2 separate regions of the Homo sapiens genome follow, and region 1 is linked to region 2. The links are chromatin contacts, found by Hi-C in ENCODE. All regions are on one chromosome and are shown on one strand. The core of a region is the stretch at or near the end of the contact, and the rest is flanking DNA. Distances in the headings are between cores, read along the strand shown. Region 1 overlaps LINC02541 (long intergenic non-protein coding RNA 2541). Region 2 overlaps REV3L (REV3 like, DNA directed polymerase zeta catalytic subunit).

What was found. A loop is a pair of places that touch in the nucleus more often than their neighbours do. Pooled maps may share reads with other maps.
Region 1: a loop to region 2 is called in a map with no recorded cell type, with 6 times the contacts of the local background. The contact joins two enhancer-like sites. A Hi-C loop is called at or near these places in 3 of 37 single-sample maps with no recorded cell type and 3 of 50 pooled maps.

What each region holds. Positions count from the first base shown.
Region 1 is chr6:113,629,442-113,634,168 of GRCh38, reverse strand. The region is part of intron 1 of LINC02541 (long intergenic non-protein coding RNA 2541); the gene reads left to right. Among named protein-coding and RNA genes, the nearest start is that of LINC02541, 18 kb to the left of the region's middle. RefSeq lists enhancers at 1,814-1,863, 2,734-2,873, 2,894-3,193. Within about 2 kb of position 1,773, at least 26 of the 41 ENCODE cell types and tissues checked have a DNase peak (open chromatin) inside an H3K27ac peak, as active enhancers do.
Region 2 is chr6:111,404,007-111,408,729 of GRCh38, reverse strand. It overlaps REV3L (REV3 like, DNA directed polymerase zeta catalytic subunit), which reads left to right. Exons shown (of 32, transcript NM_001372078.1): 4 at 3,100-3,260. Among named protein-coding and RNA genes, the nearest start is that of REV3L, 77 kb to the left of the region's middle. Within about 2 kb of position 2,454, at least 3 of the 41 ENCODE cell types and tissues checked have a DNase peak (open chromatin) inside an H3K27ac peak, as active enhancers do.

The DNA.
Region 1 (4,727 bases), core at 524-3,023, 2.2 Mb before region 2:
AATAGAAGTAACTCTTTGTAAGCTAACCAAACAGTGACCTGAACTCTTTTACCTTGTGATTTCTTATGAGTGCTTAGTTTAGTCGCCTGAAGATCAATCTTGAAATTAACAGGCTATTTTGGATTATAACAAGATTATTTAGAGACTCAAACATTCCAGAGTTCCTTTAGTAGATGACTTCTATCATGACAAGCAAGCTAAAAGGTCAGTGGTCCCAAAGTGGGGTGCACATGATCTATTGAGGTACAGAAAAAGAGAATAATAAAAATATATAAATGTATCATTATTAATAAATATAATCTTTAAAAAGATGAATTTTTATGAATGATTTATATTATTCACAATAAATTAATAATGATTATGTCATTCATAAATAAAAACATAGATATATGGTAGTACATGCTTAAATTTTATTTAAACTAGTAAGAAGGTGGGATCAAATACAGTGAAAGTCTAATGGTTAGGTAACACTTTGGCTGTAATACCCTCTTCCCTCTAATCAATGCAGTATAATAAAGACAGGTTCTAATATCTCCTCCTGAAACTGGGAGGAATTTTAAACATTCTCCCTTCTACATCATCAGAACAATATAGTTTTACTTTCACTACCTTTAAAAACATTAAGGAAAGTAGAGAACAATATTCAGATTAGTTATAAGATCAATTTTCCTATCTCCTTCTATAAGTTTCTAGGATTTTGTATATTTGGTGTGTAACATACTAACTATGTTGTATTTTTCTGTGCTTTTAGTCACAAAAAGATCCTTGCTTAAAACAAACATTTTCTAAAGACATCAAAGGCCATGTAGAAAAACATAATATAAAAAGTATTTGCAAGCTGGGTGTGGTAGCTCCCATGTCTGTAATCCTAGCACTTTGGGAGGCAGAGGTGGGAGGATCACTGCTCCTCACCCACCTACAGGTGGCTCCCATGCTTGTAATCCCAACACTTTGGGAGGCAGAGGTGGGAGGATCGCTTGAGCCCAGGAGTTTGAGACCAGCCTGAGTAACATAGTGAGACCCTGACTCAAAAATTAGCTGGGCATGGCGGCTCATGCCTGTAGTGCTAGCTATTTGGTCTTGAACTCCTGGCTTCAAGCAATCCTCCCACCTCAGACTCCCAAAGTGCTGGGATTACAGGCATGAGCCACCACACCTGCCCTATCCTACCTATTTGGGAGGCCAAGGTGGGAGGATTGCTTGAGCCTGAAAGGTCGAGGCTTCAGTGAGCCATTATTGTGCCACTGCACTCTAGCCTGCATGGCAGAGCAAGATCCTGTATCAAAAAAAAAAAAAAAAAAAAAGAATTTACAGTTGTGTGCCATAGCTTATTAGCAACAGTAGAGAAATTATAGCACAATATTTGCTGATACCACAAGGGAACACATATTTGTGGTGTCTATCTTTCATGTGTTTTTATTTTAGGAAATGAATGCTGATGTTAGGCAACTTAATCCCTTCCTTGTGACTTTTGCTCCTATTTCCAAGCTGGGTATCTCTTACACAGGCATTAACAAGTAGGTTGACTGTCGGGACAAGCCCAGGGATGGCATTGTTTCTATTTGCTGATAAATGACTCTGGGGCTGTGAAGACTCAGACCCAAGGAGTGACTCAGAAAGTCAGGGGCCCATGTCATTCTGCTCTGGGTTCAGACGTGCACTGCAGCAGCACCGGGACTTGACAGCCCTACGGCTCGATCAGCTTTCTGTTTTCATTGCCTTACGATGCCATGAGTGGAACTATTGTCAAATCAGAGTTCACTCCCCAGCTTTTCAGTCTTTCCCCTAATTCTTGCTCTATCAGAGGTCGAGGACAACAGTATAATGATTCATAGGTTCTACTTCCTGGCAAGTAATCATTTTCCCACGGTGAGTAATGATTTATGCTGAGAGGGGTAAAGAATTGTGATTTGCTTTTTTCTGTGTGGCCTTTCTGCTGACAGAGGGTTGGCTAGGAATACTTTTTTTTTCCATTTGTAAGGCCATCTAGAAAATGTTTTAAAGCATTTTAATTTTTTAAACATAGGCTCTTTAAATATATATATTATTCATAGAGAACTGGAATAATCCCCTCATATACTTTGTTAAAAAACAAAGACAATTTTGAAATTTCCTTTTTTATGTTGGCATGTGAGGACTCGGTGTGCCTCATAGAAGTCAAGAGCTGTAGAGGCCCACTACAACCCCACTTTTTAGATGGGAACACTGAGACCTGGAGAAGTTACTTGAGTTGTCCATTTCCACAGAACTGGCTAGTGACAGAGACAGATTGAAGCTTAAATTAGCTCATCATAGGCTATGATTTTATCTAACTTTAGGCTTACTTGTACCATGTCATAAGGGGAAATCTAGGTTTAAAGAAGTCCATGACTTTCACAGTGAACCACATGAATTAATGACAGAAGGGCCAAGGCAGAAGCATAGTAATTGGTATCGGATGGACCTTGGCTTGAATCGTGGCCCTGGAACTGGATGATGTTGGCTAATTTACTTAATTTATCTGAGTATGTTTTCTCACTTTACAGATGAGAATGGGGATAATAATGTCAATTTCATATCATCTGATGTAAGAGTAAGAGATAAGGCATGCAAGGCTCCTGACACATGGTAGGCTTTCAATAAACAGAAGCTCTAATTATTTTTTAAAACTAAGCGACACCTGTCCTTGCTCTCTGGGTTTCCTTTTCAAAGCAGCCCTAGTTATACTTCGCACTATCTTAGAACTTTGCTTTGTCAGACTCAACAGTTAGTTTTCTCAAGCCACTACTGAAATTTTTCCCTTAGTACTCTGCATCTGAGTTGTCTCATTTCCTGGAGGCCCTGTCACAGGCCAGTAGGCTGTTACAGAACATGATCTGAAACCTCACTGGCAAGGGAAGTCCCCTTCAAAAGAGGCATTTTTTTCCCCTTCTGGAGTTTCACGCTTCTCTTTCAGATTATGTAGGCAACCCCTCAACCGGAGGACACAGATGAAGGTCCTGCCCCGATTGTCCTGTGGACAGTGTGGGTGCAGTGGGGAGGCTGAGGGTCTGGGCATATTTGCCCCATATGTCGTCACTGCCACCATTTCTGCCTCTGTACCTCCATGTCCTTTCAGCTTCCCCACAAATGGCCTTTGTTTTTTTTTTTCTCTTCCCTTTGGTCTCCCCCTCCCACCTCACCAGGACCAACTCTTGAAACACCCAGTGGGAAATTTAGAGGAGTCTGTGATACGTGGGGGAGTATTGGAGCTTTGCATTTCTGTGTTTTCTTACTTCCTTTAGAGCTCACAGGGATTTCCTAAGCAGTCTCTTCTGTGCCCAGTGGCCAAGACTGGCTCCCTCCCCCTGTGATGGGGAATTGCCACCTAGGTGCAGGTGGTTCTTCTTTTACTTCTTCTTTTCTAAAAAACACAGTTACAAAAATATACACCTTATGTTCAGGTCTTGCAATGAAAAAAATTGCTCTAGTGATTTTTGTAGTATTTTTTCTATAACTGAAATGCTATTTACATATCATGATAAGAGATAGTCCATTTCATTAAATGGGCTCATTCCTTTAATTGAAGTGTGTGTGTGTGTGTGTGTGTGTTTATTGGCATACTTTCTAGATATTTTGTCACCAGGGAATTTCCCACTTGAGTATATGTTGTAACATAAGTGAATAGTCTGCAATATTTTTTTTGAGACAGAGCCTTGCTATGTTGCCTAGGCTGCAATATTTTTTAAACATTAATATTTACATAGAGATTTGTACTAAGTGTTTTGAAAATCCTTTAAATCACATTAAATATCATAAAAGAGATTTTTCATAATTAGAAAATATAGCCTCAATCCCATCCTTTTATTGTAATGATTGGTTTCATTTTCATATATTAACTTTCATTTTTTATTCATGTATTATAGTTTCATTAGGGTAGGGTCTAAAATTTGTGCTATCAAAATGAAACTAGCTATTGCTTCACGTTTACTGCAATAAGCCCACCTGCTTTTCTGATTTTGTGTGCACTGTCCTCTGTGAACTGTAATGGACCAAGTAACTATGAAACCAACATCTTCTTCCCTAGAGGATGGTCCCCTGGGAAGCCCCTGGATCAAGCTCCAATTCTGGCAGCTTCTCTTTCTTTTAAGAACAACAGATAAAGTTCCAGCATGGCTTATTTTATTTATTCCACCAATATGTATTCAGAGTGTACTAAATATTGAATGCTACTATGTTAATTGGGGACACAGGATGTATAATCACTTTGACATATTGAATATGGAGGGAAAACACAGGGAGGAAACTATTTTGGTGCTTTTGTGATTCTGTAAGTGGCTCAGAGTCAATTAGAGGAAAACATGATCTCTGTTTTTGGGTTCTGCAAGGTTGGAAGAAGTGGATGTGGAGATAAAGTAAAATGAGGGGCATGGTAAACTGTGGCCTGGTGGTGGGGTGGAGTTTGTATTTCAGGATACATAAAGTAATGAGCCCTATGATTAATAAAGCTAAGTTGAATACCTAACCCATGGGTTGGATAGCTTAGTATCTGGGACAATAAACTAGGAGTTTTGTTTATTTGTTGGTGAGTGGGGGAGGTGGGTATGGGAGATTTAAACTGAATTAGCAGGATTGAATCTCACTGAAAAGGAGGGAAAGAAAATTCTAACAGATTTCAGGAAGACAGAACTTTATTGCTTATGTAACCAAAAAGTCCCAGGCTGGAATTGACCTCAATTTTAGCTGAAATTAACTCTTTCAACAAAAGT
Region 2 (4,723 bases), core at 1,205-3,704:
TTTAATTTCTAATATGGTAAATATCAGTAGATATAAACCACATAAACAAAAGCTCTTTAGTGTTCTCAATAATGTTGTTTTTGTTTTGTTTTGTTTTGTTTTGTTTTGTTTTGTTTTGTTTTGTTTTTAAGATGGAGTCTCACTGTTGCCCAGGCTGGGGTGCAGTGGCACCATGTCGGCTCACTGCAACTTCCGCCTCCCAGGTTCAAGCAATTCTCCTGCCTCAGCCTCCTGAGTAGCTGGGATTACAGGTGCCCACCACCATGCCTGGCTAATTTTTTAATATTTTTAGTAGAGATGGGGTTTCACCATCTTGGCCAGGTGGTCTCAAACTCCTGACCTCAGGTGATCCGCCCACCTCAGGCTCCCAAAGTGCTGGGATTACAGGCGTGAGCCACCGTGCCCAGCCCCTCAATAACATTTTAAGAATGAAAGGGGTTCTGGGGCCAAAAAGTTTGAGAACCACTGGAATAAAGCTCTCTTAAGGCTTTCTTAACCTTAAATTGCATTTACATCCATTCTCTCCTCGCTGCCTATTCCGTGAAAGAAATTTTTCCTCCTCACCTCTGAGGCTCAAGATTCATCTTCTTTGATGTTTTCAAGGATCGCTTCCATCTGTCGGCTATTCCCGTCTTTCTTTCCAATTCCATTTTAATATTAATAAAACTTTGCTAATTATACGCACACATTCATACTCATAGAAACACCTTTCTCATTTAGCCATTCTCCTTGAAAGATTTATCTATACTTTGTGTATCCAACTTCTTACCTCCCATTCATTGTTTGTTTGTTTTGAATTGGAATCTTGCCCTGTTGCTCAGGCTGGAGGTCAATGGCACGATCTCAGCTCACTGTAACCTCATCCTCCGGGGTTCATGCAATTCTCCTGCCTCAGCCTCCTGAGTAGTTAGGATTACAGGCACCACCACCACGTCTGACTAATTTTTTTGTATTTTTAGTAAGGACAGGGTTTCTCCATGTTGGCCAGGCTGGTCTAGAACCCCTGACCTCAAGTGATCCACCTGCCTCAGCCTCCCAAAGTGCTGGGATTACAAGCACAAGCCACTGTGCTCGGCTTTCCCATTCACTCTTTAACTTACTACAATATGGCTTCTACCCCAACCATTTTACTGAAAATTGCTTTCACTAATGACCTCTGTGTTGCTAAATCCAATTTTAGGTCCTTACTTTTTGACCTCATGGTGATGCTTATGGTGCCTTAAAACAATCCTAAATGTTAGCTTCTGTGATATATACCACCTCTAGTTTTTCTCATTCCAGTGTGATCAATCATATTTCTGCCATTTTGTTGGTTTACATTTTAACATCTATGGTTGTTTCTTAGAATTCTGCCTTAGACTTTCATCTTTACTCTGTATATTTTCTGTTCCCTCTACAGACTTATTTACTCCCATGGGTTTGTTTGGTTTTAACTTTTGTTTTTGTTTATCTTTATGCTTTTGACTTCCAAATGTATATGAATAGCCTCATTTCTCTCTAGAGCTTCTAAACAATATATCAAACCATCTACTGGATAGATGGAATAGCCGAGTGGTTAAGAGTGAGGGCTCACAAGGCAGAGAAATTTTGATTTGAATTTTAGCCCCTTTGTTTTTTTAAGACACAGGATCTTGCTCTGTTGCCCAGGATGGCATGCAGTGGCGCCATCATACCTCACTGTAACCTGGAACTCCTGGGCTCAGGTGGTCCTCCCACCTCAGAGCTCTTCTATCTTTTGTGTGATTTTTAAATCTAAGATAATTTCTTTATTTATAAAATGGAGATGATCGTACCACAGACTTGTAATAAACATTACTTGTAATAAAGTACGTTAGCACAGTATCCAATATATAGTGCTCAGAAATGTTAGTTACCTCTGCTGTGTTAATAAAATGATTATTATTTTCTTTATGATTCATTTCCAATATTATTATTGGATCCCCACTATACCTAAATGCCCTTGTGTCTAAATTGAGTTTATCCTTATTCCCCTTCCAAAAAATCCCAAACCAATTTTTCTTACAGTTCTTCCCCTTTCAAATAATTGCACCACCACTAACCAGCTGCTTAAGCAAGAAATCTAGGCATCACCCTCAGCCCCTTTTCTGTCTCACCCTTCACATCTAGTTAGTCATCAAGGCCTGATCATTTCACCCCTTATATGTCTCCTGAATCAGTACATTTCTATGATCCTTGTTATAGCCACCATCCTTAGTTTTTCCACAACAGCCTATTTACTCCTTACCTGTAGTCTTCTGTGTTCTATAGCTAGTCTGGTGATGTCACTTTTCTGCTATTCACCTCTCAGACAAATTTCACTACCTCTTCAAATGTCTTAACAGGCTCTTCATGCTCTTACTTCTCATTACTTCTCTATCCCTGCCTCTGACACTAGGTCACAGTCTTACTCAGTGGTTTCAGTTCCTGAATAAGCCGTGTTTTCTCGTGACCCTTTACATGTGCAGTTTTATTTACGTGAATACTCTTCCCTCTCTTCAGAGAAAAAAGTGCCTCTAGTTCATCATTTAGTCTCTTGCTTAGAGAGTTTCTCTAAGGTTTTGCAGAAACCACCTCTGTACCTCTATCTGTTTAGTATCTTTTCTAGATGTTTAATGTATTTCCCCACATAGTACTTAACTATGCTGTATATAATTGTCTGTTGTTTGTATTCGTCATCATGAAGGGAAAAAAAATACTCAGGAAAGAAAAATATCAAAATGGCAATACCTCTGAGTGGTGGGATTATAAGTAATGATTTCTTTTCCTTTTTTGAATATTAATCTTTTCAAAATTATTTGTTATTTTTAAAAGAAAAATTTTATTTTAAAAACCTTTTAATTTTTAAATATAGTTAGTATCAAATTGGTTTAAGACAAAATATTCTTCATCCATGCAGTTTTTTGTTATTCAGAACATGTTGCTTACTTGAAAACTTGATTGAAACTTTTAATTTCTAACAAAATACAAATTTCCGGTAAAATTGAGATGGAAATTTTGTGTGCTAATAAGTGCTTTGTTCTGTATATTTCTATAATCATTGTTTCATTTAACATTTTAGGGAACATAATTTTATGATAAAACTTTTTTTTTCTAATTTAGGATATGTGAACTTTTGCAAAGCGGAGCCATAATGAATAAATTTTACCAGCCTCATGAAGCGCATATTCCCTACCTCCTACAGCTCTTCATTGACTACAATCTTTATGGCATGAATTTAATAAATCTGGCTGCTGTCAAGTTCCGAAAAGCAAGAAGGAAAAGTAAGGTTAATTTTCAGTCAAATTAAATTTTTGTCAAATTAAAGTTTTGAAACAAGTGTTATATAGTCAGTGATTTATAAAATAATATATATTTAGAAAATAAATGTTGAGTGACTAAAGAATGAAAAGAAATACATGCAAAGTGGGATTAGAGATTGTCAGGAAAAGCATCTCAGAAAAAATTTTTTTTGGTAACAGCTTTATTGAGTTATAATTTATATCCGTTTAAAGAGGACAGTTTGATGGTTTTTAGTATACAGGCTACCTAAAAGGTATTGTGGGTTTAGTTCTAGACCACTGCAAAAGTGAACCCTTTACACTGCTTAGCAATTGATATGTATTGTGATTCTTTTTTTTTTTTAACCTCAGACCTTAATGTTACTTTTTATATTTTAGGAATAGTATATGATACACAATTCTAGAAATCCCTGGAGTTGTTAGAGCCTTGTTACTTTAGTCCAGCACTTCCCTGATGGTGTGAATAGCTGTAGGTTAGTGGACGTGTTGGTCTCTCAGCATTCCAGACGGATTCCTAAGTCCCTTGAGCCATCACCTCCACCACTGAACATCCTTGTCCATTTTATCTCAGTGGGCTGTGCAAGCATTGTTATTTTTCTTTGTGTGACATGACCTGAAAAATATTGCAGGCAGAGCTTTCTCTGGGTGAATTTGCTATTTCTTTAAAGTTCTTTATTTATAGAGCCGTTGATATTATGAACAAAACAGAATAACATGGCTATTTGAATAAGTGATTTCCTCTCAAAACAAATTTATTTTTCCTTTTACATTTGTAGCTTTCTGAGGTGAAAAGTAGGAGATCCCAGATTTTTTACTGTTGGAATGGAAAGTTACAGACCAGAGCAGCCTAGAGCATCTTGAATGGTGAATCCTTTCTGGAAGGTTTTCAATATATTTTGCCCAGATCCATCAGTGGAATCACTGTCAGTGACAGCTATAGCCTTATGAAATGCACTTCTTAAATAATAAGACTTGAAAGTTGAAATTACTCTTTGACCCATGGGCTGCAGAACGGATGTTGTGTTAGCAGGCAGGGAACCAACATTAGTCGTCTTGTACATCTCCATCAGACCTGTTGGGTGACCAGGTGCATTGTTAGTGAGCAGAAATAGTTTGAAAGGAATCTTTTTTCTGAGCAGTAGTTCTCAAAAATGGGCTTAAAATATTCAGTCAACCATGCTGCAACTGTTATACTGTCATCCATGCTTTTTTGATCCACTTATAGAACACAGGCAGAGTAGATTTAGCATAATTCTTAAGGGCCCTAGGATTTTCAGAATGGCAAATGAGCATTGGCTTCAACTTCAAGTTACCAGCAGCATTAAATAACCCTACCAAGAGAGTCCTTTGAAGCTTTGAAATCAGGCATTGACTGCTCTCAGGTTGTTTTCATCTACATTGCAAATCTGTTATTTAGTGTATCCACCTTCATCAGTTATCTTAGC